Linked DNA regions of Mus musculus: regions 2 and 3 are each linked to region 1. Evidence: chromatin loops called from intact Hi-C (ENCODE). Cell type or tissue: gastrocnemius. All regions are shown on one strand. Each heading gives the region's core, and the rest is flanking DNA. Links, peaks and the distances in the headings are about the cores only. Region 1 overlaps Fabp12 (fatty acid binding protein 12). Region 2 holds the start of Gm33365 (a long non-coding RNA gene). Region 3 holds the start of Fabp5 (fatty acid binding protein 5, epidermal).

Region 1 (10,711 bases), core at 1,384-9,383:
CAGAATGCTCTGATGTCACTTTAGTGAATTAATTTTGTAATTAGCGACAAGGGTTGCATTAAAATCAGTGACAGAGACTTTTATCTGGGAAGAGAAGCAAAGGTACAATTCTGCCTTCTCTTTTCAACACTCAATGAAGTCATCTTCCCACACCACAGCCTTGATACAATGTGTAGGACCTCGCTTATGTCAATAATCATTATTTAGAATACTTAAGTGACATGGAATTATCTAAAGAAATTATACCAGCTCTTTATAATCCAGATGGTTTTATTTCTCCTTTTAGATCATATTCTGCACGTTAGATGCTCTCAACATATTAATAGAAAAGACAGGATAGATACGGTCACGTCACGCAGACCTGTGATACCTTCACGCCGGAAGCAGAATTATTGAGAATATAAGTCTAGGCTACATAGCAATACCTCATCTCATTAAACCAAGAATAAATAAAGAAACAAATCAATGGATACAAATTTATGTAAATAATTTTATTAATGTTGAATATTTTCTATCTAGTGGATCCTTGAGAAAGTAATGTCCTACTTGAATAATTGGGCTGGTAATAGCCTGAAATGAACAATAAATGTCAAGACAGATGATAGACTGTACTTATCAATTAGTCTGGCTCACAGTCTCAGAGGCATCAGCCCATGACTGAATGGTTCTTTTTATTTTAGGCCTGTGGCAAGGTAGGACATTGAGGAAGGGCGTGTGCACTAAGCAAAGCTATTACACTCAGGGGCAAAGGAGCAAAGAGAGAAATGGGGATTCGAGGGGCTCAAATCCCTTGAAAAACAAGCCCCCAGTGACCTTATGCCCTCCAGATGGATTCTAGTCCCACCCTTCCTATCAGCTCTGCAGCCTGGAGACTGATCCACCATAATCACATGCGAATTTGGGCCTAATTCACAATCCACACCTTAGCACGGATTGGTTTTTGAGCTGTGCTTCAGCAATAGTTACTGTATTAGACATTTTTTCTGAGTAGGTTCATCTTGGTGAGACATGTATAAAGACATAGACTAAAAGTCAGAGAGCTTAAATACTTACTGTAAACACCCTCAGCTGATCAGTACCAGGGCAGCTACAAACTAAGCTTGCAACCTGAACATTCATGTTCTTCAGTAGTGATTCGAGATGCTTCCCCCAAAATAAAACTCATAATTATTAGAGTTCTTTTGGTGTCTTTGTGTGTAATAGCAGTCATACAGTTCAAACTGTGAGTGCTGGCAAGGCAGTTCAGCAGATAAAGACACTTGCTACCAAGCCTTAGGATCCCTGAAAGTCTCCCTCTGACCTCCACACACATGCTTGTTATATGCGTTGTATGTGGGTGCACACACAGCCACATGTATAGAATAAATAATTGTAGCTAAACATTTTAAAACCTGAAAGTATTAACTTGGACTTGTAATGCCTGAGAAATCCAGCGTAACCTAAACTCTCATGTCCTGGAGGGATCAGGAAAACAACCTGCCTCAGCTGCACATGCAAGAGTAGAGATAGCGAACTTTGACTCATCAGTCACCCACGTGAGACAGTTTCCAGGAACTGTTGTTCAGTCCACCTCACAGAAACCACCCGATCGAAGGGCGTGAGGCATGAAATTGGGTGCAGCGAAATAGAGAGAGAGAGAGAGAGAGAGAGAGAGAGAGAGAGAGAGAGAGAGAGAGAGCGCTCCTAGGCGTCAGATTAGCAGTTACAGCAGCTTAGGGCTTTGTCTGTTAAAGACTGTTGGGTGTTGCGGGTATTATATATTTAGAAAGCGATTACATTGACAGAGTGTGGCATGACTCTTAACACTGGGCAGGACTCTGGGGATCTCAGAGTAGAATTCTTTAATCAACAGAGTAGAGAACTGAGGTGTCCCAGAGAGAGGTGCCAGGTTTCCTTTTGTATTGTGAGATCTTCTCTTAGCAAACGCTATCAGCCATTTCACATCCTTATGGACAAAAGCAAAGAAAGATAGAACCACAGCTCCAGACCACTTTAAGCAGAATTGGTTTATTATTATTATTATTATTATTATTATTATTATTATTATTATTATTATTACTATTATTGACAGGGTCTTTCTATGAGGCCTCAGACTCTCAGAACTCTCATCTCCCAAGCTTCTTGTATGTGAGGACTACAGATGTGTATCACCACAGCTGGCTAGATTTGGGGGCATTTGGAGATGGAATCTCAGTATGTTGTTCCTGCTGGCCCTGAATTTCTGGATCAATCTATTCTCCTGTCTCAGTCTCCTGACAAGCTGGTACACATGGCCTTGACCAGAATCGTTGATGATACAGTTATATAAATAATAGTCTAAAGCCAGTCTAAAGTCAGGTACAAACAGGGGTCTTGCAAGATTTATGGCAAAAGAGCTGGGCCTTCCTCACTCAGGGGATGGCGCTTCTTTCCCTAAAACTTGTCGCTTAATTTTAATTACTAACAGTTATCACCTTTCTAGCAATGGACCTCTCATCCAGTGTATAAGGTCAGATGCCAACAAACAAACAAACAAACGAAACAAAAAACCAAACCAAATCAAACAACAAAAACCAAGTAGAACTCCATTCTGCTGCTCCATTGCCAATGCAGGCTCCAGAGAACACCTTGAAAATTACCTTTCTCTCACTTCTTGTCCAATAGTCCTGATTTTCTGATGGCTCTCCACCCAGTCTTTTCAGACTACAATTTACCTGCCACACTCATTGCTAGGAATTAGATATTTTTGCATCCCATTGCTCTAACAGTGATGCAGACACGGAAGAAGACACAATTATTGTGTAAAGTTGTGGTGAAGTAAGGAAATAAAAATCACACCAACTACTTCAAATACAGGTAAGAAGAAAGAAAGAAAGAAAGAAAGAAAGAAAGAAAGAAAGAAAGAAAGAAGGAAAGAAAGAGGGAGGGAGGGAGGGAGAGAGAGAGAGAGAGAGAGAGAGAGAGAGAGAGAGAGAGAGAGAGAGAGAAAAGAAAGAAAGAAAGAAAGAAAGAAAGAAAAGAAAGAAAGAGAGAAAAAAGCCATTACCAAGATACAGTTCATACCCAATAAAGCTCACTTGTTAAAGTACACAGTGAGATGGTATACTTAGCATATTTATAAAACTGTCAATCATAATCTAATTGTAAGACGTCATGATCACGCCTTCTCTGCCTGCAGAAACCTGTATTACTATGAATCGACGTGTATTGCTTTTCTTGATTTAGAGTAATAGATTTTGTGGTTCTTGAACACTGAGCACCCAGTTGTCCAGGGTGGAGCTCTGTGAAAGACTGTCCTGTGCTTGAGAGTCCTTGCTTTGTTGACTCCTTTATGGAGAGACTGAAGATGTTTCAAAACGACGAGGTTCTGAACTGTTCGGAACTGCAAACACTGTTAATTCAGAACGGCCCAGCCAGAACTCCTTGTAGCGCCCCCTACCGCTGCAACATTGTCTTGCGCTGTCTGTTTCTTCCTAGCAGGTTAAAAGGTATGCTCCTCACGCCCATCTGGTATTAGCTCTCAAACACATCGTAATGAACAAGACTTAGGCTGGAAACAGCTCAGTGGAACAACACTTGCCTAGCAGTTCAAGGCCTTGGATTTGACCCCTAGCACCAAGTAAACATAGCATCCTGAGGATGTCATAAAGAGAGAGCCTCGCATTCCTGACATGAGCGTGTACCAGTGACGTGCCCCACACACAGATGAGGGCTCCAGGGGCTGTACCAGTCAGTAATGTGCAGGATGTGAAGATAAGAGCTTTAGGGGTTGGGGACTTGTTTTCAGTGCCGTTGTGGTCACAAGGGTCAGGGTTTTCCTTGTGTCATAAACAGCTAGAACACGGGCAAAAATATTTGAAGCAGATGTTTTTGAAGATTAGGTAGTAGGAAATCCAAGACTATGATGTCTTAGGAGAGGAAAACATTTGAAATGGGCCCCACCGTAGACACAGCTTTTTGCTTAGCCACAGCCTTAATGGTAGTATTGAGACCCATGGCAGTTTGAATAGAATTTTAAGGCACCCAGGAGAGGTGGGAAGGGTTCTGGGAAGGAGTGTGGCTACAGAAAGGGGAAAGCCACAGTCAGTGCCTAGGGTTCCATGTGTATAAACACAGTGTCAACTTCAGCGAAGCCAGGGAACAAATGGCCAAACTGCTGCGGAATGAACCCTCAACAGACCTCAGAGAGGGCAGGGAATAAAGCTGAGGCTGGGTAGAGCAGACAGCGCGAGCACTCAGGAAGAGCCAGAAGTGACTTGTCCTGGCAGTAGAGCTAAGAGTAAAAGCTATGCCAGAGCCAGCTTAAGTAAGGTGAGTTGTGCTGGAAGAGTTAAATATGATCTAAATACAGTGCATGCTTTTTATGAAAGTCTACATAACTAAAAAGGTTACAATAAAATAACTTTAAAAAGAATAAAGAAAAAGAACAATGAGCAACACTTCTTAAATGAAGACCATAAGCATGCAGGCAGTCAATAAGACTACACTTGTACCCATCACCAATCCAAAACTGTTACACAAGACAAGAAACAGCAAACAGAGTCTATAAATGGAAAACCATCTTACTTTGAAACAGATCCAGATATGACAGCAATGATGGAATTAACGGACACGGACTTTAAGTTATAAATATGCTCAAACACTGGAGGATTTAGTGAACCTAGGCATAATGAGATTAGTGGAAGGTGACAAGCCATCTAGAGCTAAAGCCAATAGAATATTAGAAAGAAACACTTGCAACATAGGTTAAAAATGGTTAGACCCCTAAGAAAGAAGTTTGTGGGTCTGAAGACACAGTAAAAGAATCTACAGAGCCTGGCACAGACGGAAGTAAAGACTGGGCAGTGCTTTGGGCTAAAGAGAGCCGCTCATTCAGGTGTAAGCATTTCCCAGGAAGCCACAGTCTATGACAATTTGATATGAAGGTGCCCTCCTTCCAGGGTGGGATTGCAGCTGTAAGTCCTTAGAAACCCCTGAAAGTGGTGGTGTATCAGATAGTGTGCCACACCAGCCAGCAAAAATTCTTGGAATAATCCAAATTTATAAAAGTCATTAGAAAGGAAAAATAAATATGTGACTGCTTGGTTTTACTATCTGTGACACAGAAAAGATTTCTTTAATGTTTCTCTACGTTTATAGATAGTTTACAAATTAATTTGCATATGACCTTATGTTATTTTAAAACATCAATAAATTCCAAGGAGGAGAAGAAGGTCGTTTGGTTTTGTTTTGGGTTCACTGAGCTCTCAGGAGGCAGAACAAGGCTTTGCCTCCGGTGAAGTGCTATACAAATACTGGATATGTGGATCAAGGAATTTCTCTCAGGCTTCCTTAACCATGAAGTAGCATTTCCCACGAATTTCCTCAAGGTGGCGCTATGTACGGTAGTCAGGGTCACCTGTATTATTCATAACACAGCCTTGATATCTGAACCGTTTCTCTTGTATCCTTTAATCTTTAAAGAACTTTCCCATCTTTTTACTTTTGAATCTGTCATGTTCTTGCTTTCACCCCATGCTAGAATTGAACCTTGATTATTGGCTATGCTAGATGCATTCTGCATCTCATTTTCCTTGGGTAAGTACTTGAAACTGGAATGACTAGGTCATGAACACACACTTGAGTTAACGAACGTGCTCTCAGACACTCCTGCCAGCACTGTGTGAAATGTCAATTTTATCGCCTCCTTGCCAACAGATGGAATAGCCTTGTCTTTGATCTGTTCTAATAGGTGTCCAGTCATGCCAGTCTTTTCTAAACATCAATTTCTTAGGTTTGATATGTTTTTTCAGTTTCTTACAAATTCCCCAAAAACTTAGGAGGTTTGTATATAAAGGCAACAACATGTCAGTGAAGAAAAAAAAATAGGTTTTCTATGGAATGAATGGAGTAAAATAATAATTACGTGTTTTCCAAAACGTTTACTCCCAATGTAAGGTTCATGTTTTTAGCGTAAGCCTTTCCTTGTTCTTTCACCTCCCTGACGGATCCTATCGGGAGTCCTCAAATGACAGTTTGTTCTGGCTCCTCCGAAGGCTCTCTGTCTTGGTATCTCTTTCAAAGCAAGGCATTGCAGGGTAAAGGTCTAGGTTAATCTCAGTAGTTTCCAAATCCTGGCTGAGCTCAGGCTCCGCCGGTCCTGGGGGATGAGATGTAGGCAGCTGTAACAGGATGGGGTGGGGTGGGGTTGGGGTGGAGTAGGGTGGGGGGAGGGTGGGGTGGGGTGGAGTAGGGTGGGGGGAGGGTGGGGTGGGGCTATCAATGCAGCTGTTATTCTGGGAGGATTTTCTCTCCCACTTATAAAACTGTACAGATTTTAGGTTTTTCTTAAATTCAAACATTTGCCAGGAATGGTACTGCTCTGCTTTGGAAAAAACTGCCGGCAAAGGCCTCTGCATTTTCAAACTCCTGAGTCCACACAATTGTCAAGTCAAGAGGAAATTAACACAAATATAAAATAAGTGTATTGACTATGACAGACTAAGACAGTATTTGTCAACTCTGTGCTCACCGAGTAAATATCTTTTAACTTTTTATTGATTCTTTGTGACTTTCACATCATGCACTCCAATCTCACTCATCTCCCTTTTCTTTCCTATTTGCCCTCTGCCCTTGCAACTTCCACCCACCAAAGGAACTTTAAAAAACAAACAAACAAACAAACAAAAAAGCATAGAAAACTTCTCATTGTAGAAACTGTAGTGTGTCACACCGTGTCCCGTAGAATCCTTTTATCCATACATCTTTTTCTTATGCTTAGTCATTTTTTATTGGATATTTTATTTATTTACATTTCAAATGTTATCCCCTTTCCTGATTTCTGCCCCCCCCCCCCCACTCCTACCCTATCCCCCCTCCCTCTGCTTCTATGAGGGTATGTCTCCATCCACCCACTCCTGCTTCTCTGCCCTCTCATTCCCCTACTCTGGGCCATCAGGCCTTCCTGGAATCAAGGTCCTCTCCTCCCATTGATGCCCGACAAGGTGTTCATACATCTTTGCTTGCAGATGTGCATTGCAGTGAGCTGTTGGTCTGGCTCAAGTCCTCTGTCTTCTGCTTCGCTATCAATTGTGGATGCTCAAGGGGACTCCTCTCAGATATCCTGCTGTTGCCCTGTGTCATGGAGGTCCTGCAGCTCTGGATCTGCAGGACCCGCCCCTTCATGTGCTCCAGCAGTTCTTAGATGAGGTGAGATTTTGGAGTGGCCTCACACAGTACTGGATCCGGGTTTGTGTGGTAGCTGAGTTGGTCAGCCTGCCAGCTCTCCCACACCAGCATCACCAGGGTGAGCTCTCCACACTGCCCAGGCTAGCTCACCCAACGCTGCAGCTGGCCAATCTCTTTTGCTCTCATGTCTTTGGGGCTGGCTTACCAGAGTCTTTGCCATTAAGACTAGCTCTACTGTGTTGCCCAGTGAGGGCAAAGCCAGCTCTCCCAACTGCCTCAGGTGCTGTTGGGGGGGGGCATCTCTCCTGTGCCCGTGCCACCTCACAGAAGGCTCTCCCTCCCTCATGTCCTCGGAGCCTGCTTAACCCCAACCCCAACACCATGACCAGCTCTATTGAGCTGCCCAGACGAGGTATAGGGCCCACTGCCCTGAGTGAGAGGTAGGGGCCAGTTCGCCAGAGTGTCACAGCAAGTAAGGGACAGGGCCAGCTCTGCACAGCCTTTGGACATAGCAGCCCAGACCAGGGATGTCCACAGGGTCTTTAGTGGTAATATGAGCCACAGACATTGACACAGACCTCTGCTGCTGAATGGTCATGGGTCCAGCCATGGACTGGGACTTCACCATGACCTCGGGTGGCAGTTCAGGCTACTCACAACAGGCCACTCCTCCCGACCCTCGTGTCTCCAGTTCTGCCTCTCTTCACAGTGCGCTGGCTGCTCCACTTCTTTCCTCCCACCGCATTGTAGCGGTTCCTGCTGTGGGCAGGACACATGATTGGTGGGCCTCTGGATGTCCCCACCTCATGGTATGGCAACAGGCAGGTCTCACAGTGTCCTCCTATCTGAGCATTGTGGTGTGGCTGTGGGCGAGCCTTTGTGTGTCTACACCCCACCTATGCCACTGTGTGTAGCAGATTCCAGATGTCCATAAATATCTTTTTTTTTTTAAAGAAAAAAATATATTCAACTGATTCCTTAGATACCATTGCCTGTTCCAAGGTCATAAATAATTTATTCTATTTTGGAAGTTCTCAACCTTCCTAATGCTGTGACCCTTTAATAAAGTTATACATTCCTTTAGTACAGTTTAATATATTCCTAAATGACCCTTTAATACAGTTCCTCATATTTTGGTGACTCCCAAAATTGTTTTTGTTGCTGCTTCATAACTACAATTTTTCAGGGCCGGAGACATGGCTCAGCGGGTAAGAGCACTGACTGCTCTTTTGAAGGTCCTGAGTTCAAATCTCAGCAATCACATGGTGACTCACAACCACCCGTAATGAAATCTGACACCCTCCTCTGGTGCGTCTGAAGACAGCTACAGTGTACTTATTTATAGTAATAAATAAATCTTTGGGCTGGAGCAAGCAGGGACTGAGTGAGCAGGGTTGACCTGAGCAAGCAGAGGTCCTAAATTCAATTCCCAACAACCATATGAAGGCTCACGGCTATCTGTACAACTACAGTGTGTACTCATATACAATAAATAAATAAATAAATAAATAAATAAATAAATAAATCTAATAAAAACTAATTTTGCCACTATTATGAGCCATAATGTAAATATCTAATATGCGGGATACCTGCTATGTGGGTTGTGACCCACAGGCTGAGAACGGCTGTTTTCTTTCTTTTTCACCTAGTACTCAAATTTAGGAGATAACATGGATCCAGATTCAGGAAGCACTTAGAAAAAATTTGGGCTATGAACAAATGAAATGCTACTAAGAGACATCCATTGCCTTATGAATCAGAGTGGTCTTATGGTGTCAGAGGCGTATTGGAGGAATGACAGCAAGCATAAAGAAAGGACAGCAGGGCTGTTGATGGGGCTCTCAAAGAGAGCAATGCATTGAGCTGCAACTTAGCGTGGACGTGTGGAGCTCAGACTCAGCTCAGACAGTGTCAAGGGTCATTGACAATGACCTTTCTTGGCCTCAGGGTATTTCGTGTAGCCTCTGAAGGTCCAAAACACCAGGTAGTCAGTCCACTTGCAAACTAGAGGGATATTTGCCACTGACACTTGTGGTAGCACAGAAACTCTGTTGCTATCTGCCTGCGTCACCTGAATCAAATCCTCAAACATTTTTATGCCTGAGTAAAAATGCAATGACAGTTATGGTGTCATAGTGTTCTTGAGAAGACTAAGACATTAACACACGTAGAATGTGTCCTGGTACTTAGGACATACTATCTCCACCAGACAGCAGCTATGACTTATTACATCTCACCTCTAATGGAAACACAGAAACATGATGAGTGAATGAGAGAATATTCCAGACTCAAAGTGATGAAGTTAAAGTCACCCGTCCTTAAATGACCTGATCCACCTAACTGTGAGCTGTGAATCGTTCCCTCCTCTACCCCTCGTTCATATTTCTAACTCTGTAGCTCTACCACTGTCGTTAGTGTGTGCTTTCTGTCTTTCATTCATTCTTTTCCTTTCTTTCCTTTGGTCTTTTTTTTTTTCCAAGGGGGCAAGAGATTGGGACAGGGTTTCTTTGTGTAGTCCTAGCTGTCTTGGAACCTGCTCTGTAGACCAACCTGGCCTTGAACTCAGAGATCCACCTGCCTCTGCCTCCTATGTGCTGGAATTAAAGGAGTGTGCCACCACTGTCCAGCAATACCCATGCTTATGTGGGTTCTGAGGCATTGAACTTGCATCTTCACACTTCCAAGGCAATCTCTTTACCAACTGAGCTATTTTCCCTGCCCCTCTACGCTACTTTTATGAGCGTTCTTCTGCATCTTTCCTGGGACTTTGCTTCAGTTCGCTCATGCCTTTGGCCCTTTTCAGGACTCTATGGTTATGTGCTCTCCCCACCTTTTCCTTCTTTCTTCCCTCCTCCCTCGCCTTCCTTTCTCTTCTCATCGGTTCTCACACACTCCAGGCTGGTTTCAAACTCACTATGTAATCAAGGATGACTTGAAGTCCCAGTCTTTCCTTCTCTATCTCCGGAGTGTTAAGATTGCAGGTGTGGTCACCATGCCTGGTGAACAGAATGGTGGGAATTGAGCCCACGACTTCATGCATGTTAGGCAAACACTGAGGCACAATACCAGACCCGATTTAATTAATTCTTTCAATATGATCTTTGCTAGTTGGGGCATAGTTTAGAGCTTTCATAACATGGAAACACAATGTTTCATTTCTATTACTTAATTCATGTTTCCAATTCTGGGATGCCTGCTAACATTAGAACTACTGAAGTAGGAGAGACTTAGGGCAACAATTGGGTCTTAAGACCCATAATTTTCAGAAGAATCTGTCATTTAGACAGATATGCCAAAGCATAGTGTTGAAATAAATATTTTATGATTAGAGATGATAAGCTTGGCACTACGTTTGCCTAACAGCAGCATTAGAAGAGGCCTTGTCGATTTGTTACAGTATCATCAGCAGGAGATTAAAAACCCCAGGTTACCATTGACCATTGTGCCATGTTTCCATTTTATTTTAATTTAATTCTGAGTTTAATTTCGTTATTTTAAAACTAATTTACAGAATTTCATGAAATTATAAAACATTTATAATTATTATTTTCTTTTGAGAATAGAA
Region 2 (10,711 bases), core at 1,523-9,522, 180 kb after region 1:
CTGTAGCCAGGCAGGAACTCCAGGGGAGCAATAGGGACACCAACCCATCCACAAAACTTTCAATCCAAACTTTATCCTGTCTACAAGAAATGCAGACATCGGGGATGAAGCAGAGACTGGGGAATGCAAGCAGCAATCCCTGACACTATTAACGATACCGTTATGCCTGCAGGCAGGAGCATGTTGTCCTCTGAGAGGATCCACCCAGCAGCTGACTCGGATACAGACACCCACAGCAAATCAGTGGATGGAGCTTGGGGACTCTTAAGGAAGAATAGAAAGAAGGATTGAAGGCCCTGAATGGGATAGGAACTCCACAGAAATATCAACAGAGTCAACAAAACTGGACCCTTGGAGCTCTCAGAGATTGAACCACCAACAAAAGAACATAAATGGCTGGACCTAGGCCTCCCTGCACATATGTAGCAGATGTGCAGCTTGGTCTTCATGTGGGTCCTGAACAACTGGAGTATGAGTGGGGAATATCCCAAAAGCTGTTGCCTGTATGTGGGATATATTCTTTTAGCTGGGCTGCTTTGTCTGGCCTCAGTAGGAGAGGAAGCTCCCAACCTTGCAGAGACCTGAAGTGCTAGGGTAGGGGATCCCCAGGGGGGACCCCACCCACTCAGAAGAAAAGGGGAAGGGGATAGGAAAAGGATTGTGTGAGAGGGTGACCACAAGGGGGGTAGTGAAGGGGATAGAAGGTGAATAAGTAAAAAATAAAATAAAATTAAATTAAATTAAAGTCAATAAAAGAATATAAAGACAGAGAGATAGAGAGAGAGAGAGAGAGAGAGAGAGAGAGAGAGAGAGAGAGAGAGAACATCTCAAACTTAATGTACTCCAAAGTAGGCCATACATAAATTCTTATTTCTAATGGAAATAAGGGTATACATATATACATGTGTGTTTTTTTTATGTGTAGTGGAATTTCCCCCTAATAAATAAAGATTACAAGAAACCAATCACTGGGCGAGGAGGCGGGGCTTCCAGGTCAGGAAGAGGAAGAGAGAATGCAGGAGAAAGAAACTTGGTTTTTGAACTGTGGGAGCAAGGCAGACACAATGTGGGAAGCCAGAGGCTGTTAGGCAGATCCTAGCGGGTCTGTCACCAGAGGATTTCTAGCATAGAATAGTTTATAAAATTAGGATGCTAGGTTCTGTGCTCAGAGATTGTATTATCTGTTGATTCTAAACTAAGATTGTGCGTTTTTTCCTTCATGTGGCGACTCAGCTGGGTTCCAGAGAAAGATAATTGCAGCCGCAGGAATTGGGAACTGCAGGACGGGCATTGCAGCAGCCAGCCAAGAAGTATAGAGAGTGATTTCGGAGCTCTGAGTCAGAGAGCCAGACTTAGTGGGACAGGTTTTGGCTACAAGGAATAATGCAGTCTTAGCCTGTCTCCTGGGCTGGAAACAGACCAAGACCACCAGCCGGTGCCTAGTCAGCATTAGCACAGATTTAATATTTCACACAAATATATATATATATATATATATATATATATGTGTGTGTGTGTGTGTGTGTGTGAAGTTGCTTTCTTTGTGATATATATATATTCCATATCAAAACTGTCGAGAAGTACTCTATTGTCTTTATACTCTTCTCCTCACATACAAGCAGTAGTAGGAAGCTGAATCCACAAGATAGGGAATGTCAAGACTTTGTCTTTGAGGAGAGTTATTCATGGATCTAAAATCTCTCCTTAGGATTTACATAACTGACTAGTAAACTATCACATCCAAACAATTATATTTGAGGTACAATATGTCGTAATGTCCACTCTTACCCAAATTAGCATACTATTATAATCTCTTATAATGCTTTTCATTTTTGTGAGCTTCAGAATGTACATGAAAGATATCCTAAGAATGATAATTGTTAAACCCAATTTATATGAGAGTAATTTGAATGGACAACAAAGAAGAAGTCTGGAAACACAGTGATTCGTTTACTTTCTATGAGGAAAAATTGATGGGTTGAGATAGTGCAAAGGAGGCAAATCACAAAGAAAGCAACTTCTGTTGTGTTATCTTTTGAGGATAGGAAAAACATATTCTTTCTAGGTTATTTTGTTTTGTCTGATTTTTGTTTTTTTTTTGACATGTGACAGGAGATATATGTCTTCATGATTGACAGAGTTCGGGATTAGGCAAGTTTCAAATGCACAAGGCTCCACATTGCATCTGAGCTTAAAGGTATGTTAAGCTAACAGCCTATGTATGAACTTTAGATAAAACTTTGCCCCATAAAATTTTTTCATATGGGATGGTGGCATTTTAGTCAAAAGGAACCACTGTTCATAGGGAGAGTAATCGCTTAAGCTTAAGCTACATCAGAAACCGAGTAAATAGTTACAGCTATCCACAAGCTTTATGGATAGTCCAGTTGTTTAAGTAGCCTCATAATCGGTCACTTTACAGTGTGAAATGGTGTCCTAGGCTACCGTTCTGTCTGATGTTGCTTTCCTTTGTAAACACCTATTGCCAGCAGGTCTGTAGGTGTACCGCTTCCATGCCACCTTAGAAACAAACACACCCAACCTTTTATATCATGCTCAATAGTATTTTATCTTGATGTATTAACCGCTCCTACCACCTGGTAACAACCATAATGCCAACATCCAGGAAATGGGGTCATTGCCTTTCTAGTCTGGCTTTATTTGGCCTTGGACTCTGTAACACTGAAAATTTTTACAGTAACCAAAGAAAACAAATGGTTGGAGAAAATCAGCTGAAAATACTGTTTTACAACACACATAAATGTTACATTTTTAAATGGTCCAGCTGTCAAGACTTGATGGTTAAGAAGTCATGTTGAAATTTTTCAGATATCATGTCTCTGATGATGAAGTCAGAAATCTTGCTGTTGGTCAGTGGCTCTGCAGGCCGAGAGGACATAACTAAGGTGTTGACCGTATAGGAGCTAAACTCCCCAACAGGAGAGTCACATCCTGCTGACATACACAGTGAGTGCCTTCCATCACTTTGGCGATCAAGATTTCACAATCTGCTTTCCACCAGATCTTATTTGTGGTTTTACAGTTTCTGGTCAACTGTACTTAGAAAGCTTAAGTACTTGTTAAGTACTTGTTGTAGCTTAACTTCAACTGGTCAAGTTTATTAACCACAGGGTTTTTAGTCTGCAGCTTTCTCAACAACAATTAAACATGGACTAGATTTTAAGCATCCAACCAACCCTGTCTCTCTAACTTACTTGATTTTACAACTTTGCTTACTTGTGTTTGTCTGACAGTGGAACATCTCAAATAGTTTACCCACCTTCCAAGTCCCAACAAATTAGTTTCCAATTTAGTCTTTCAGCAGCTGAGTGACAGCCTGAACTCTAATTCTAATGAGCCAAGTGGCTTTATGAAGCTAATATTCCTAAAATATCAAGCATGATCTTATGAGATTCTGTTTGGAACTACCTTTGCAAAGTTCCAGAATAGAACTAATGCTAATAACAAGTGTAGACAGGCCATACTGTGTCTAGAGCCCAGGAGATATTTGGTCTGTTTCTGCATGCACTTGAACAATGAGTAAGCCATGCCAAGCCTCATTTCCCTAACATGAAAGAGGGGAAATTGATCATGCCTAGAATCCATAACGGAGAAATATTTTAACACCTCAGCACCTTTACTTGGAAAACAAAACTGTAGAATGAGAGTGGAGTCTGTTTCCTTATCACAGCTAGTGCGCAGGTGCCTGATGATCTTTCTGTGGGCTCCTCCAGCGCCCCGGCTGACAGGAGAAGCTGCCTGGCACCTGTGCAGTGAGGAGGCAGAGGAGATGGTGCTTCCAGGGCCAGACTGGATGCTGTCTCAGAGCCTCCAGTTGCTCAAACGCAATGCTTCCACTTGGGCGTTTCCTTGATTTTAAGATTTCTTTTTTGTTCCGTTTTTTTGTTTGTTTGTTTGTTTTGTTTTGTTTTGTTTTGTTTTTGTCTTGTTTTTGTTTGTTTGGTGTTTCTATTCTGAGACAGACTCCTATGTTAAGGTGAGCTAAAATGTAAGTACATTCAATATAAGATTTTGTACAGTAAGCCATGATAACCAGAGCATATTTTATTTCATTTTTTCCTTTTAGTGAAAACAATAAAAGCTTATTCTCACATAATATAGCATGATCATGGTTTTCCTCTACCCCTCCCAATCTCTCCGGACCTCCAACCCCCACATCCAGATCGACTCCCTTTCTGATTAGAGAAGAACTGGCTTCTAAAACATAATATTGAAAAACTATCACATCAAAGTTGTACAGGACAAACCAACCGAAGGAAAAAAAACCCAAAAGAAGGCACAAGAAATGGAGACCCACTCATTCACACACTCAGGAATCTTTTTTTTTCTTTTCCATTTTTTATTAGGTATTTAGCTCATTTACATTTCCAATGCTATACCAAAAGTCCCCCATAGCCACCCACCCCCACTCCCCTACCCACCCACTCTCCCTTTTTGGCCCTGGCGTTCCCCTGTACTGGGGCAGATAAAGTTTGCATGTCCAATGGGCCTCTCTTTCCAGTGATGGCCGACTAGGCCATCTTTTGATACATATGCAGCTAGAGTCAAGAGCTCCAGAGTACTGGTTAGTTCATAATGTTGTTCCACCTATAGGGTTGCAGATCCCTTTAGCTCCTTGGGTACTTTCTCTAGCTCCTCCATTGGGGGCCATGTGATCCATCCATTAGCTGACTGTGAGCATCCACTTATGTATTTGCTAGGCCCCTGCATAGTCTCACAAGAGACAGCTATGTCAGGGTCCTTTCAGCAAAATCTTGCTAGTGTATGCAATGGTGTCAGCATTTGGATGCTGATTATGGGGTGGATCCTTTCATCTCAGCTCCAAACTTTGTCTCTGTAACTCCTTCCAAGGGTGTTTTGTTCCCACTTCTAAGGAGGGGCATAGTGTCCACACTTCAGTCTTCATTTTTCTTGAGTTTCATGTGTTTAGGAAATTGTATCTTATATCTTGGGTATCCTAGGTTTGGGGCTAATATCCACTTATCAGTGAGTACATATTGTGTGAGTTCCTTTGTGAATATGTTACCTCACTCAGGATGATGCCCTCCAGGTCCATCCATTTGGCTAGGAATTTCATAAATTCATTCTTTTTAATAGCTGAGTAGTACTCCATTGTGTAGTACAGCGTCTGCCCCAATCCAATCGCGCGGAACCTGAGACTGTGGTAAATAGGGAAGCGGACTACCCGGGCCTGACCTGGGGCACAAACCCCTTCTGCTCCACTTGAGCCCCAAGGTACCTTGCTAGCGGAGTCTCACCCAACACCCGCAAGGGCCCACACAGGATTCCCCATGGGATCCTAAGACCTCAGGTGAGTGGAACACAGTGTCTGCCCCAATCCAATCGCGCAGAACCTGAGACTGCGGTAAATAGGGAAGCAGACTACCCGGGCCTGACCTGGGGCACAAGCCCCTTCCGCTCCACTCGAGCCCCGGGGTACCTTGCCAGCGGAGTCGCCCGACACCCGCAAGGGCCCACACAGGATTCCACACGGGATCCTAAGACCTCTAGTGAGTGGAACACAACTCCTGCCAGGAGTCCAGTTTGAACACCAGATATCTGGGTACCCTCCCTGCAAGAAGAGAGCTTGCCTGCAGAGAATACTCTGCCCACTCATACTAAGGAGAGAGCTACCCTCCCAGGTCTGCTTATAGAGGCTAACAGAGTCACCTGAAGAACAAGCTCTTAAGAGAGACTCAGGAATCTTATAAAAACACGAAACTGGAAGCTGTAATATATACACACTGGACTGGGGAAGACCTGCGCAGGCCCATGCTGAATGCTTCAGTCTCTATGCTGGAGGCTTCAGTCTCTGTGCTGGATGCTTCAGTCTCTGTGAGTTCATATGAGCTGTATTCATGCTGATTTAGAAGACCTTGTGTTCTTAGAATCCTCCATCCCCTTTGGCTTTTACACTCTTTGAACTAAAGATCAGATAGTCCAGAGACCTAGGGTAGGCAAGACCAAATACTACGGGTTAATAATGATAATAATGATAATAATGATAATAATAATAATATTAGTAATAATAATGTAGTGATAAAATGAGTCCTAAAGACATTCTCCTACACAAACATAGAGAACAAATACAGGGAGCAAATACAGCCAGACCCACAGCCAGGCATTACACAGAGAGTGAGAGACCTTGGAACACTCGGCCAAAGGCAGGATGTCATCACACCCCTGCCCACCAAGCTCACGGAACCAGAGCATGCATGCTTACTTTTACACCCTTGAGGCATTTGTGTGAATACATATGACACCTAGTGGTGGGAGACCAGGCAATGGAATACTCAAGGAAAGAGAAATAGGCCTGGCCTGCTGGAGAACAAGCTACAGAGAAGGAAGTGCATTGTAGAATAACACTCATCCGCACAGGTGTGTTCCTCTCAGAGCCGTCATGGAAAAAGAAACAATTAGAAAAAGAACATACAAGAAATCAAATGAATCTGGAAACTTGCCACCTACAGAGAAGGAAGAAATTCATCCACATATATTTTGCCCACTTAACTAAAGGGTGGAGACTGTGCTGACCCAGCACAGCCCAGAGATGCACAGAACTAAGGCCTTCTCCACCAGGGCCATCAGCATCTTTCAATTCCTTGGGTACAAACATAGTTTTAGGAAATGTTTTAGGAACAACAGTGCCACGGGCATTCCTTGCCAGAAGCATGTAGACATGTTTTGTGTCTTTCAATAATGTCAGAACTACTGGATAATAATAAATTCATAATTTCATTGGCTGCATTTGCCAAGTCGTCCCGATTCTGAGAGCTAGCCGCTGGCAAACATTATATTTTATTCCAAATTACATTATTGACATTAACCCTATGATCACATATTACACATCACCCAGTAATTGTGTCTACCTATAGACATTGATATATGTATGTGTATATGCGTCTGTGTGGGCTAGAAAATGGCTACCAAGAGACTACAGCAGAGCTCACAGAGGCCTTACTGAGAAGCTGGGAGAGGAGGCTGAGATACAGATGCAAAAATCATAAATCTCTGTTCTTGGGGGAGGAGAGTAAGCCACAAGGTCAGAGTAAAGCTGAGGTGAAGAACTGATGCACAGTGCTAAGTCAGTGAGGGCAGTCACAGGTGTCTGTCTGTCCACCCCTTGCACCCACAAGACAGTCCCAGGGCAGGTTGTTGGGAGCTGCTGATATCAGCGTGTTAGGTGGCCTCCTCTTGATAGAGTCAGGTGAAAGTGTCATACAATTTCCTTGGTCTGGTGTGTTCAATATATTCTCAAGCCTGGTCTTTCTCATACGGTGTTAATATGCCCATCAGTCCCAAATTGTTACTTTTACAAAATCACAAGATGGAAAATGTCAACCGGTGCCACATGGGCAGTGCTGGATAAATCGTACATTTTCATGTGCAAGGTCCAGGGACACCCTGCCTCTGAATCTGCAGTTGAAAGATAGTCAAATGCTGGTTGTAACATGCAATCTCCCAGCGTGGTTGGAAAAGTCTCTCTTACACAGCCTTATCTCCTTACGGAGAAGGCTGTAGGCAGGGCTTCTTAGAACAACAGAGAGACACTAAAATGACCTGTGGCTCAAGCGATATCACTTTAAAGATAAAACTCCTCACTGTTTATGGTAATGATGTGCATGTGAGCGCATGTGTGTGCATGTGTGGGGGTCCTTTTAAATAAAAACACTATCTCATCTCTACAAAAATGGTGAAAATCAGAAAGTTACTTAAATTTAAAAGGGATACACAGTGATCAAATGGATCTTTAAAACAATAGGTTGGGGTGAGCGAGGAGCAGCCTGGGAACTAGGGAGTAGCTTTAACAATATTCCCAGAGGATCAGGGAGCCTTCCTTCAGCTCATCCCCAGCTTCTTCGCATGTTGAAGATCATTGTAGAAAAATATTAAATAACAGATCTACTTGCTCTGTCATCTGCTTCCCTGCATGGATTGAATGTTCCATCCTTTGAAACAAACCATGATCTACTGATTAGACTTCCACCTAATGACTATTACTAGGTGGAATTAGGTAAGTCGCCTTTGGAAATATACTTACAGATGCCAGCACAAGTCTTTTATATGAAAGGTGGTCTTGTTGCCATGGGAAGTTATTACTAATCTCTGTAGTTGGACGGGTTTAGAAGCTCTCCAGAACTGTTTCCTGTCCATCTCAGATTACTCATGCTGTTGCTCTTCTTCACTGATGTAGACAGACAAGACCTGGGAGACTCGCTAATCCACTCCAGACATTGAGGACCGTCTGAGAATTGAACTGGCTCAATGCAGACGCAAAGCCACTCTCAGGACTCTGGAGCTACTCCATCAACAAACAAACACTCTAAAATCGAGTTCTTAGACCCCAGAGGCCTGGTAAGCAAGCTTCCATAAGCAGGCAGAAGAAACCTTTCTACATGAAGGCTTTTCTTGAAATCTGTGCAGAACATGAGATTCTGTGCAGACTCCGCCATTGGCCCTCCATGTGCCATTGGGCAACCACATGGCTCATTATGTCTTTCGATCTTCCTCTTATAAAATGAAGGTACTTCTGGATATGATCACAGTCAGCTATTGGATGGGTCACACGGCCCCCAATGGAGGAGCTAGAGAAATTACCCAAGGAGCTAAAGGGAACTGCAACCCTATAGGTGGAACAACAATAGGAACTAACCAGTACCCCGGAGCTCTTGTCTCTAGCTGCATATGTATCAAAAGATGGCCTAGTTGGCCATCACTGGAAAGAGAGGCCCATTGGACTTGCAAACTGTATATGCCCCAGTACAGGGGAACGCCAGGGCCAAAAAGGGGGAGTGGGTGGGTAGGGGATGGGGGGTGGGGATGGGGGACTTTTGGGATAGCATTGAAAATGTAAACGAGGAAAATACCTAATTAAAAAAAAATGAAGGTACTTTGCTCTCAAGAGTGGGAAGCTTTAGTTTTTCCTGTATATTTTTATGGAAGGTGCATCGGCACACCTCCATCTCACCTGTGGAGGTCAGAGGACAGCCCATAGGAGCTCATGCTCTCCTTCCCCGTGAGTCCCAGGAGTCAGGCTCAGCTCTTCTTTACCTTCTGAGTTGCCTTGCCAGACCTGAAATTCCTTGTTTTTAAAGTGGCTACTTTTTCTTGTTTTCCTTGTTTCCAAGGACACAAGAAGACAGTGGCTAACCAGAGATGACATTTGTTTGCCCTCAGATATGAGAGCCCAGCAAACAGAAAGACATAGCTGTGGGTTATTAAAACAAACAAACAAACAAACAAACAAATGTATTATTTTAATTTAAAAAATCATGGTTAGCATCATATGGAGCTATGATCACTATTTTATCACATTTTAATGTCTTAAAAGTTAGCAACCAAAGGCTGAAGGGGAACAGGCTTATAGACTTAAGAATTCTTAAAATATAATAATAATAATAACTGTTATATTTTATATTTATAATATAAATACATTATTATTTATAATATAAATATATTAATGTTCAAAATATATAAATAAGATGTAATGATCATTATTATTAAATTTGTTTATTTAGTGATTGATTTTTCTCTGGACAGGGTTACTCTATGTAACCCTGTCTGTCCTGAAACTGTCTTTCTCTGTACCCTAGGCTGGCCTCAAACTCACAAATCCATCTGCCTCTGCCTCAGAGCACTGGGATTAAAGGTGAGCACCACCACTGCCTGGTGCAAAAAAATTATTTTTAATAGTGCTAGATATTTCAAGAGTAATTCAAATATGTTATTTATATGAATGTGCTTTATTTAAGGTTCTTTCCAGCTCGTAAAACCCAATATTCTATATTTATCTCACCAGATGATGGAAACCATGAGGATATGACAGCTCCTAGGTATGGTGGAGGAGAGGTTTATTGTAGTAAGGGGATAATACAGTACGAGAGGAATCTGAAAGGGTCCAGACTGAACCACACGATGAAAGATGGGGGCTAGGGGGTAGCAAGAGAGGAAGAGGAGAGAGAAGGAGCAAAGAGAGCAACTGGAAACCCAGAGACCTAGTGAACCAAAATGGCTAGCCGTAGTTCTCAGCCTGTGGGTCACAACCCACTTGGGGTTTCCAAACAACCTTTCACGGGGATCACATATCAGACATTCCAAACACCAGACATTTACAATACAATCTGTAACCGTAGAAAAAGCACAGTTAAGACATACAACAAAAAATAATGTTATGGTTGGGGTTACCCAACGCGCGGTCACAGCATTAGGAAGGTTGAGAGCCACTGGTAAGGTTTGTAGTGACCCAAGGCTGTGGGGAGGGAATTCCAGCCTAGCCCCTGAGCTAGAGGGTTTAGGGGTAGAGCGTAGGGCAAGTCAGCCAGGATGACTCTGTCTGTAATAGGTACTACTGAGTAGGGACTAAGGCAAACTCACAGCCAGAGTCACTTTGATCTGTTAAATCGGCACCACAGTTAGCCGTGTGAGACAGATTTCTTTTCTACTATTTGATTCCATGATCCATGAGATGCAAGCAACAGTAATGAAGATGAGGAAGCAAAGAAATTTAAGAACAACAACAACAACAAAGTTCATTATTTTTACCCTTTTAAATTTCTAAAATTTACTTGATGAGGAAATACTAAAGAGCAGGTAACCTGGAAACAGCAGTTAACCAGGAGACAGGAGCCTTGAGCAAGGTAGTTACCAGGGGCTAGCGAATGTGTCTCTACTACTGGTTTCTAGAAGCATG
Region 3 (10,711 bases), core at 1,748-9,747, 230 kb after region 1:
GAACCCCCACGACCCACACCACTCCAACAAGTCTTCGCCTTTCCCTCTCTGAACTCCACCCCATCATACTGATTTTGTTCACAATACAACTATGTGCTTTTCGATCTAGAAACTCATAAGATGTCTTCATTTCTTAGTCCTGGGACTTTTACTAATTTATCAAAAGTCAACTCCATAAAGTAGTTTTTTCAGTCAGCCCTTGGCAGTAAGTACAGACATTGTTAATGCAATTTAATCTGTAAATCTAGAAGCTTCTGTCGCTTCACAGTATGTTGTAGCTGACCTCAGTTTTTCTGCCATCAGCTGTCGTTTCATCAAACTTCTCTCCCAGGTTACAAGAGAACACAGTCGTCTTCACTGTGCTCTCGGTTTTGACCGTGATGTTGTTGCCATCACACGTAATGATACAGTCTGGCTTGGCCATGGCAGCCATCTTCCTAAGAGCCAGTCCTACTCCTGTGGGATGGAAAATGACATAATTTGTACAATATAAGCAAGGATTCATTCCTTATCATCCCACTGGCCAGCCTCTTGTCACTCACTCACTCACTCACCGACCTGCATAGCTAGCATGTTGCTCCCATTACACATGTAAGCCTCGTGGTCATCCTGAGCTGGGGATGGGCAGGGGTGATGTCTCCACTGGACAGATGAGAGCCCGGCTTTAGCCAGAAGTGGCAGAACTCGAGGCAAGTCCCGCTCACAACAAGACTCTAATCTCAGCTACTAGCCACTGAGCTACTGGCCCTCAGAAAGTCAGGCAAGACTTTACTCCCTAACCTTAAATGACAGGACTGGCATGGTGGCACACACATGTAATTCCAGCAGCATTCCAGACATGGAGGTAAGAGGGTCAACAGTTCAAAGTCAGCCTAAGCTGCAGAGAGACCGTGTTCTCAAAACAACAATGTAAGTAAAAAAAAAAAAAAAAAAAAAACAAACAAACAAACAAAAAAAAAACAGTTGGTAGATGCTTTAAAATAAGCTTTCAATGCAAACAGCACAGTATTTTAAGTGAGTGGCATGCCTCTGGTGTCAATAAGTAGAGGGAAAACACACCCAGGGAAAGAACAAACATTTCAAAGCTGTGTGACCATGTGAGCTTCCATGGTAAGGCTTGTTCTGTATGTTAGGAACCTGACGTGCTGCTATCTGGAAACACTGTACGATTTGAGTATCTGGTTGACTTTTATGCTGTGTGGTTTGTTTATTCACAGTATGGAGTTCCACATTTCTGGGTTATGCAGTGGTTTATGTCCGTGTCCTTGATGGTAACACTCATAAGGAACCTGGGATACTTTCACAAGAAAGGAGACACTCGTCCAAGCAGGATGCTCAGCCAGGCTCCCGTGTCCCTGTGAGTCTTCTGCTGTGCTCCCCTCTACATTGCCCAGAACCTATGGGTAAGGCCTATAACCTTCCTAAGGCCACAATCTGGAGAACTAGCCACTCACAGCATAAACACCAGCTGCTTTCAAACAGTGCTCTCTACTGGCTCTCACTCACACCTGTGCGGCTTTCCACTGTGGACAAGGAAAGACACAAACCCCTAATGCATCCACATTCTGACAATAGCGTTAGCACAAACAGGATTCATCAGGAGCCAGACTTAGCCCCATAGTGTGCTGAATGTTTAAAAGAATTAAGGCTGGTTCTTAACCAGGGAGGAATACTGTGAACAGCAGCGCCTGAAGCTGCCTCCTCCTACCAGCAGTACCTCTTCCGAGAGAGTACCTTTCCGTTAACCCCATCCCACTTCCTAGCATCTGTGACAAGTGTCGATTTCGTTGTCTGTTCTGTGTTTACCAATGCATCCCTATCTTAAGAGTAGGCAAAACTGGCAACAGACAACGAGGCACTATTTCCAGTGAGGGTGAATTTGAACCTTGCCCACTCTCTGGTTAGGCTTTAAGGAGCAAGTGCTTGCTGCAAAGCCACACCCATCTTGTAGCAGTTGGCAGCCACGGCCCAGCAACAGCAGTTTCTGATTATAGTTTTCCAGCCAGGCCCAAGTCTCCTTGCTCCTCACCCTCCAGAATCAAGAGAAAGAAGTAGAACAGAACGGTCGCAAGACAACAACCATGCACAATGGATGTCTCCGCACTTCGCCCACATGCCACCAGCTGTCGACCGTGCAGCGCCGCGGGCGCCACGCCTAGCCAGTGCGGCGAGGAGAGGACCTGAGACGTGCTGCAGAGAAAGGGATATAAGCAGCATCATTCATAGCCTCTAAAGAGCTTCTGCAGAAACCACGCCCTACCACGCGGTGTCCTCTCTGAGGCGGAGATGGGGTGGAGGGGACTGGCGCCATCGAGGAACAAAAGATGGGGCAAAGGGAAAAGGAGAGTGAGTGCTGCCACGCCAGGGGAGGATGATGGGGCAGGACGGTGGCACAGGTGAGGATAGGAAGAGAAGTGGGGATAACATTAAGAGGCAACTGAGGGGCTGTTTGTAGGGGGCTCACAGCAGTACCGCTGGCACGCACCTGTGAAGGGCCGGAAGCAATGAGGGGCTGCTTCGGGGGCAAGAAGCAGAAAAGGGGAGAAGCGGGGTGACCCACCACGTGCGGAGCCGGCGACAAAGGCGGGCACTCCATCCTAACTGCCGCAAGGTGCTCCCTGCAGCTCCCCCGATCGCATGGTGGAAGGGAACCAACACATCCCCACAAGGATGAGGAGCCAGGGAGGGGTTCGGCGATAAAATCTCACCTAGCTCTTTCATGTACTCCTCAAAGCCGTGGCTTTCCATCAGGCGCCACTTCCCTTCGAGATCCTTAAGACTGGCCATGGTGGGAGGGAGAGCACAAAAGCAGCAGAGACGCGGTGGCGAGGGCGCTGTTCCGCTCCTGGCGCCATCTGCGCTTATATCGTCCTTGGTGTGGGGGTGGTGTCGGGCAGCCAATAGGAGGCGCGCCTCAGCCTGGTACCGCCCCTCGCCACGCCCGGACTTGTGCGCCTTGGGCTGTGCTGGGGGGTCTGAAGGTGCCACCCTGGCCTGGCTGCGCCGGACTGGGACGTCACGTTTCCCGCAGCTCCTGCAAGCTGCGACTCGTCTGGCGCGCCCTGTGCCTCCCTTAGTGACAGCTGCGGCACAGTCCCGTGGGCCCAGGGATCACCCCCACCCCCACCCGCGCCATCTGAGGACAGCCTGCGCGCCGTGGTCCCACTGTCCTGCCGCCTCCATTTGCTTTTGATAAGTACCTGGGAGGAACAAATTAGCCATCGCTTGGCGCTATAGGAATTGAATGGCTGATTACTGAATTAATAAACTGCAATCTCCTTAGCCCTACATCCTACTCCCTCATGAAAGAACCTTCTGACCCCACCCTCCCGCCTCCTGGGGCCTCACTGGGGCCTCTTGGTTGTCTGTCTGTGCATGCTAGACAATCCTGGCAGCAGTCTCTAAGGGAGATTACAATGCTCTACAAGTTTGTTTTCTCCACTACACTAGCAAGTTTCAGCTTAGGTAACTGTCACTTCCTGAAAAATCTTACTAGCTTCTATTCCCCGATCAGGGATCAAAACTTTTACTTCCCTCCATCCTTTGAGGGTGGCTGGCCCAGCTATGAATTAGTAAATTGCCTAGAATATACTGACTATAAAAAAAAAATTATCACTTTGATATGCACTGAAGTCCCACAAAACATAAGGCTCCAAGGACAATCCGCTGACAGTTAGATGCCATCGCCAGTCACAGAATCTGAGTGTGTGGGGAGGGGAGGCAGGGAGAGATACAGGGAGACAAAGGGAGCACATTTTATGAGACAGTGAGAAGAGGAATTGAGTAAAGGTTATGGAGCGGTCATGTAGCCCAGGCTAGCCTCTAACTCCATATGCAGCTAGTAGCTCCTGACCATCACTCTCCAGCTACCACATGCTGACATTACAGGTGTGGCCAACACCCTTGCGGAAGTTGTCATTACACAGTTACTGATCCTCACTTTCAGTGTCATTTTTAGTAAGCCACCTGTGATAGTCCATGCTTTGTTAGGATTCAGGTTTGTATTAGATAATTTGCCCAACCACAGGCCAATGTAAATGTCCTAAGTCTGTTTGAGGGCAGCTGAGCCATAATTTTTTACTAGGTTGGATATATACAATAACTCTAAGTGAATTTACTGCAGTCACGCTGCCCTGCAGCTGAGGAAGTGAACCCAGGATGGAAGACTCCTTCAGATCCACAGCACCCACACAAAAGCTGCTGCTGTGTCTGCACCTAGAACTGCAGCTCCCTGGTACAGCCCACCCGGCATTGGCAAGCTTCCGGGTCAGTCAGAGATCCTGTCGTGGCAGACAGCTGATGTCAACTACTAGCTTCCACATACATGTGCACACATGCAGGCCCGTAAACACACACACATACACACACAAACACACACAAATGCACGACAATTTATACTTATGATTTTCTTTGTCTAAAGTACGTCCTTTCAAAGCTATCCAAAGGCCTGCAGCTTCTCAGACCAGCTCAAAATATGCCATACATACATGAAGTGCCACATTCTCTACTAAGGCCATACATATATTGATGTGTCCTGAGCTGCGACATCCCACTGACTGAGGCCATCAGTTCCCTTCTGTGTGTGGAATGACCTTTCTCAGACTGTCTTTTTTACAGAATCTTCCTGCCTGCTCCCACACCTCATTGGAGGTAACATGGGCTGAAATGAAGTTGTCGCCACCCAGACGGGCTATCACCACGGAGACAAGGTCAGCTTGTTGAGTTTCTACTGCTCCCTCTGTGGTCCTTCCTGGCATTTGCACGGATGAATTTTAATGCCTGCGATTCCTGAGGAAGTTATCCCAGTTTCACAGGAGAGGAGACGAGGCTAAGAGAGCCGGTGCTGCGGAGTAGTAGAACTGGAATCGCACTGAGGAGTTTCTCACGAAAGATCTTGTGAAACAGGACCACACCTGCCTGTCCTTTGTTCATGATGCTTATAAGGAAGCTAAGAGAAGAGGCCACAGCCACCCTGCCAAGACACTAATTATTGTATCATCCCTCACACAATTAAAATCTGACAAGCCTCTACCATGCTGCAAGAAGTTCCACGGCCTACATCCCCTTTATTACAAGTTTCTGTGTGTCTGTGTGCATGTGTGCATGTGTCCATGTGCATGTGTTATGTGAATATGTGTACACAGAACCACGACTGCAGTCTTTAGCATTCACACACTGTGTCCTGCGTTTCCCGATTTCATACATCAGTCCACATTGCAAATATTGGCTGTGACTGTTTCTGACATATACATTAATCTGACAGTATGGCTCCCATCTCACTACGAAGTTGCTGTTTTGTTCTTTCGAACATGCTCAATACTCTCCACACAATCGAAAGCCTGCCTTTGAAATAGATGCCGCCTTCAAACCTAGTAGTTACATTCAGATTTTCATGCGTCCCTGACCACAGCTCACACTTAGCCCACTGGCCATGTCTAGGGTTAGAAGCTTAGTATTTTCTTAGGCACATTCAGATGGCTTCAACAATGTGCACATTTCTTTCGGAATGAGCCCGAGTTAAGGGTCAGATTTGAAGAGGCCAACAAGAATCCATAGGAAAGGCCTTAGACTCTTGATTCACCTAAATCAACTCTAAGCATGCAGGTCTCTCCTTTGAAAACCGTAGCACCTGTGTTACTTCCTCCAGCTCTTCCTCCACTAGAGCTGCAGGGACGTGTCAATGGCCCGCTTAAGCAGGGCTTTCCACGGGTGGAAAGAAATGAAGGCTCGAGCGTTCCTTGAGGCTTTTCCTCTGGCCACCTGAGAACAGATGAGGCCCGCGCAGTTTCTGAGCTATCTATGCGCGACTCAGTTCATGACCCTGAAGGGAAAGGCTGAAAAATCACTCTATTGCCACCTAGTGGTAGTAGCGAAGTATTTCTCCCGGGCTTTATTTGATTAGCACGGATGGCCTGTGTTCTCATTTGTGGACACAGGTAGGTAGCTTTGGAACACGGAATGTGATTTCCTTTACAGACACCCTAGCAGCTGTTGTGTAAGCAGGTGCGTCTCTCACACGGCTCCTCATCCTTTACAATAATTCCTGAGGGCAGTAAGTATAGGTGGCTTAGCAATGTAGCTCATGAGAGAGAGAGAGAGAGAGAGAGAGAGAGAGAGAGAGAGAGAGAGAGAGAACACCACGGTAAAGAAATTATGGCACAGAATACCCGAAGTAATTCAGGTTTAGACAGTTAAGTATTCTCTAAATACCTGGCAAGATACATTTGAAAGGCAGAAGAGCTAAGTATAAAGTGGGATGTGTCTGAAGTAACACTTCTCATGTTTTAGTGAGAGACTGGACAAGTCTACAATTGGAACTGCATATTCAGATCCAGTAGGTCCAGAGCAGGGCCTGGACTCTTCTCATCTACTAAGTCCTTACTGGCGTTAAGACTGCTAGTCCAGGCACCGTGCTCCAGATACCAAGGTTGCAAAAGATGCCCAAACCCACACCTGTGACCTTGCCACAAGAGGCCACTCCCACCTCAGCACATGAAATATTTTTATATTACACTCTTACAGTGGTTCTGATTATCTCCTTATGTGAGAACAGTATCTGCTCTCTCCATCTCTGCATTCCACACATAGACACTTGACTGACTGTAGATAAAAAGTATTTGAGGAAAAATGAGTCTAATCAATTTATGGAGAGTTTTATCTTTTTGCTATTTCCTAAACAACACAGTGTAATTCTTGTTTTTATATTTAAACATCATACTTTAGTTTATTATAACAACATAGTTTGCATTTTAATAACACTATAACAGAATGATTTAAAGAGTTTGGAATAGGAAGTGGGAAAACCAAATTTTTTTTTAAAATTGCCTTTTCTAAGTGGGTCAATGGGACACATGTATTCACCAGCTGTTTAGTTACGACTGACTCCTACTGTGCACATGATCAATAGAATCGGAAAGCCTAACACCAATAACACATGTTGGGTTCCTTTGGAGTATAACAATGGCTCTTACTACTTTAATACCCAGAACGTTCAACTTAAATACCCACCACAAATAAAGAAGAGAAACATGGTGGAGTCAAAACTATAAAACTAAACGAGCTTTACGTCTTCCTGGTGACTTGTGTGTGCTCGTGCCTGCTCCATACCCTCCTCATCGCCTAACATGAGCCTCTTTTGTCCTCCTAGGTTTTATACTATGCTTACCCTTACCACTGTTTCTATACAGTCATGTATACATTAAAGGCTAGGATCTGCATATGAGGAAGAAAATTTGAGGTTTATTTTCTGAGTTTAGGTCACCTTGATAAGTATTACACTTTTCAGGTGCATCATTTTCCTGCAAATTTCATTATAATATTATACATAACTCTTCACATTGAGTTTACATTGCATTGGTACTTAGAGACAGAGTCTATGGGGGCTTATGCATGGGTCATATTCAAATACTATCTCATGTATGAGAACTGAGTATCAGCTGATTTGGTGTGTCTGTCTGTCTGTCTGTCTGTCTGTCTGTCTAACTCATCCTTTCAAGACTCCAGAAGACAAACAGGAAACAAATCAAATTGACTAAATGTATCTGATTCAGTCATTGAACTTTTTCCGATCTGGCAGGGGCAGCTGTTTATCTGTCCACTTTCCAGGAGGCCTGAGCAAAGGCTGCAAATGGCATGTGGAGGTGAGCAGGTTTGAGCCTGCGTCTGTTAAAGTTTAATGCCTCCCTGAAGTTGTATAGCAAATCTGTGAACTCGCCTAAGTCTGGCTTGTTCTACTGTTGACTTGCTTTGTTTACCTCGCTTCTAGTTAGGGCTTTCCTATAAGAAAAACCACAGAGCTGCTTCCAAAGGGAAACTGTAGGATTTCATTGCAGATACATGATAGACCTGCATCTTGTCAGTTGTCCTCAGCTGAAATCCTCAGCTGAAACCAAGGCTCAGAAATCAGCCTCAGACACACCAAGAATATAAAACCCCACAACTGTCAACGTATCAAGTCCAAGACCTCTGACTAGCCACCATTCACCAAATAAAGACTCTTGTTTTAATTGTCATAAGGTTGTTTCTACTTAAGGAACTTTTAAAAATAGACATAAGAACTCTCTTTTTACATAAAGCAGTTTTATTCCTATACCACCTGACTAGCACGACTTGCCAGTAAAACTTACTTGTTGCTTAAATAATAGATCACAAACAAATAAATGGTTGCTAAATGAACTGGACTAGGTAATGGCCAGAAGGAAAGTGAAGCACTGGAAAAGTCGGAATAATTAAAGGGTGAGTGGTTTCAAGATAACACGGATGCTCTAACAGTTCCGAATCAAAGGTTTTTTTGCACAAGGTGAATATACTCTTGACTTACACATAAGCCCCTACAACCCAGACATGTGTATTCATGGATATTACATTTGTTACCTGCTCATGGTCACAGATTGTAAAGAACACATAGCCCTGGCTAATTGTTTCATGTCTCATATGGACAGTATTCTAAGTCTTAAAGACACAGTCCTACCAGGCAAGATAACTTCTCAATCTCTCTGACACTGCCAACTCCCTCAATCCAGCATCCAGCTAAATCTCCACTCCTAAACCTTGGTATATACTAAATTCAGGTTAGGACCACATTTGCTCTTTAAAACTTTCAAATACACACACACACACACACACACACACACACACACACACACACACACCACCCTCTATACTATTTCTGTATCAGAAGAAGTCAAGTCTTTTCTTGTCAATTACACCTTTCCCTTATTTCAGGACCACTACCTGTATATTTTCCAATGAGCTACTGATTTTACCCAGATAACTTACTGCCCAGGTACACTATTAAATTCTTTCTTTGATAGATCTCTACAATAACTAATAACTTCTCAAACTGGATCCACTATACCCAGGGGACTTCTTGTTCCTAGTGTACTAATCCTGATGGGTCAGGCCCACTGTTGCTTTTTCATTTTATTAGCTAAGGAAGACTCATGAATACTTCATAACTTCTGTAAATCCTATCTCTCATCTTTTTAAATTGGCAGTGGGATGACTATCCCATAAGCTTTTAGAGGCATGCACAGAGCTACATAGCCAGTGTGTAAGATGACTCTGTGCTCTGCTGAGTGAGCCAGGAGGTTGACAGATGCTCTTTCTTTCCTTTTGCATGCATATTCCGGCACTTCTTGTCTCTTGTTCACCTCTACGAAACACACAGACACATACTCATCAGGACGTGGGAACAGGTATGCTTGGCTCTCCTACACATTACGTGTGCCAGCTCACCTCTTCTAGTCCTACACACACCTGTAATCGTATCCCGCTTGAGGGTGAGACAGGAAGACTTTGGTATCGTCCTGGGCTATGTAATCTGTACCCAGCTCAGCCAGGGAATCATAGCAAGAGCCTGTCACAGAATAGTTGGAATGTGTGTGTGCACACATGCACGGGCATGTACACACACGGGGGTGGAGGGCAGCGTTTGAGTTTTGAGATGCAAATATTTTTATCCTACCTTCCAAATTAGACTTAAATAGACTCAAAACTTTTCCAGTGGAAACAACCATTCTGCCTGAAACATGAGACTGTAGGAATCCGTCTACTTAGGAAACAGATATGGTTCGTTAAAAATTCAAATTGGTTTCTTGTGATTCACAGTGGGTAGTTTTTTGAGAAACAATTGTTGCAGAAAGTTGACCATATGTGCTGCCTGGCTCAATGGACAAATTTTTGTGCGTACATTTCTTAGGGTCAAAGCTAGAACCTTGAGCATCTTAGGCAAAGCACCATACTCTTACCTACATCACCAAACCATTATCATGTATTTTACAACTTCAAAATACATAGCTTTTCTTTCCAGGGTTACCAAGTATCAAGACTTATGTTCAACTTCCTTTTCAATGCTCAGGACCACAAAGAAGTCCTTAAATGGATCCTAAATATGTCCAAAATCTCTATTCAGTCACTTGTGATTAGAGCTTACTGCTTGAGTGAGCTTCAAACTTCTTTCTTTCTTTCTTTCTTTCTTTCTTTCTTTCTTTCTTTCTTTCTTTCTTTCTTTCTTCCTTCCTTCCTTCCTTCCTTCCTTCCTTTCTTTCTTTCTTTCTTTCGTTATGTATATATCTTATTAATTTCTTTTTATTAAATATTTTCTTCATTTACATTTCAAATGCTATCCTGAAATTCCCCTATACCCTTCCCCCACCCTGCTCCTCAGCCCATCCACAACCACTTCCTGGCCCTGACATTCCCCTGTACTGGGGCATATGATCTTCACAAGACCAAGGGACTCTCCTCCCACTGATGGCCTACTAAGCCAAACTCTGCTACATATTCAATTAGAGACACAAGCTCTGGGAAGTACTGATTAGTTCATATTGTTGTTCCTCCTATAGGGTTGCAGAACCCTTTAGCTCCTTGCGTACTTTCTCTAGCTTCTTCATTGGGGGCCCTGTGTTCCATCCAATAGATGACTGTGAGCATCCACTTCTGTATTTGCCGGGAACTGGCAGAGCCTCACAACTATATCAGACTCCTGTCAGCAAAATCTTGCTGGCATATACAATGGTGTCTGGGTTTGGTGGTTGCTTATGGGATGAATCCCTGGGTGGGGCAGTCTCTGGATGGTCCTTCCTTCTGTCTCTCTTCTGAACTTTGCCTCTGTAACTCCTTCCATGGTTATTTTGTTCCCCATTCTAAGAAGGAACAAAGTATCCACACCTCAGTCTTCCTTCTTCTTGATTTTCATGTGTTTTGCATA

What was found. A loop is a pair of places that touch in the nucleus more often than their neighbours do. Peaks named below come from ENCODE experiments on the same cell type or tissue, not always from the same donor. Only the 100,000 strongest peaks of a DNase experiment are listed, where the experiment ranks them.
Region 2: it touches region 1 in a loop (6-fold over the local background); 11 of 42 quality-filtered maps call a loop at or near these places.
Region 3: it touches region 1 in a loop (2.6-fold over the local background); 29 of 42 quality-filtered maps call a loop at or near these places.

Annotation. Positions count from the first base shown.
Region 1 is chr3:10,234,676-10,245,386 of GRCm38, reverse strand. It overlaps Fabp12 (fatty acid binding protein 12), which reads left to right. Exons shown (of 5, transcript NM_001357160.1): 5 at 1-1,178. Among named protein-coding and RNA genes, the nearest start is that of Fabp12, 14 kb to the left of the region's middle. In gastrocnemius, for the core only: CTCF peaks have their summits at 3,411 (motif pointing left) and 5,352 (motif pointing right); DNase peaks (open chromatin) are centred at 3,413 and 5,337; H3K4me3 peaks cover 857 bases; H3K27ac peaks cover 3,379 bases.
Region 2 is chr3:10,055,440-10,066,150 of GRCm38, reverse strand. It overlaps Gm33365 (a long non-coding RNA gene), which reads left to right and starts at 1,816. Exons shown (of 4, transcript XR_387544.2): 1 at 1,816-2,197; 2 at 2,830-2,967; 3 at 8,216-8,376. In gastrocnemius, for the core only: a CTCF peak has its summit at 6,283; a DNase peak (open chromatin) is centred at 6,255.
Region 3 is chr3:10,004,716-10,015,426 of GRCm38, reverse strand. Fabp5 (fatty acid binding protein 5, epidermal) reads right to left here and starts at 2,842. Exons shown (of 4, transcript NM_010634.3): 1 at 2,709-2,842; 2 at 284-456. The coding sequence starts at 2,787. In gastrocnemius, for the core only: CTCF peaks have their summits at 2,836 and 5,865 (motif pointing left); DNase peaks (open chromatin) are centred at 2,251, 2,900 and 5,836; H3K4me3 peaks cover 1,806 bases; H3K27ac peaks cover 1,571 bases.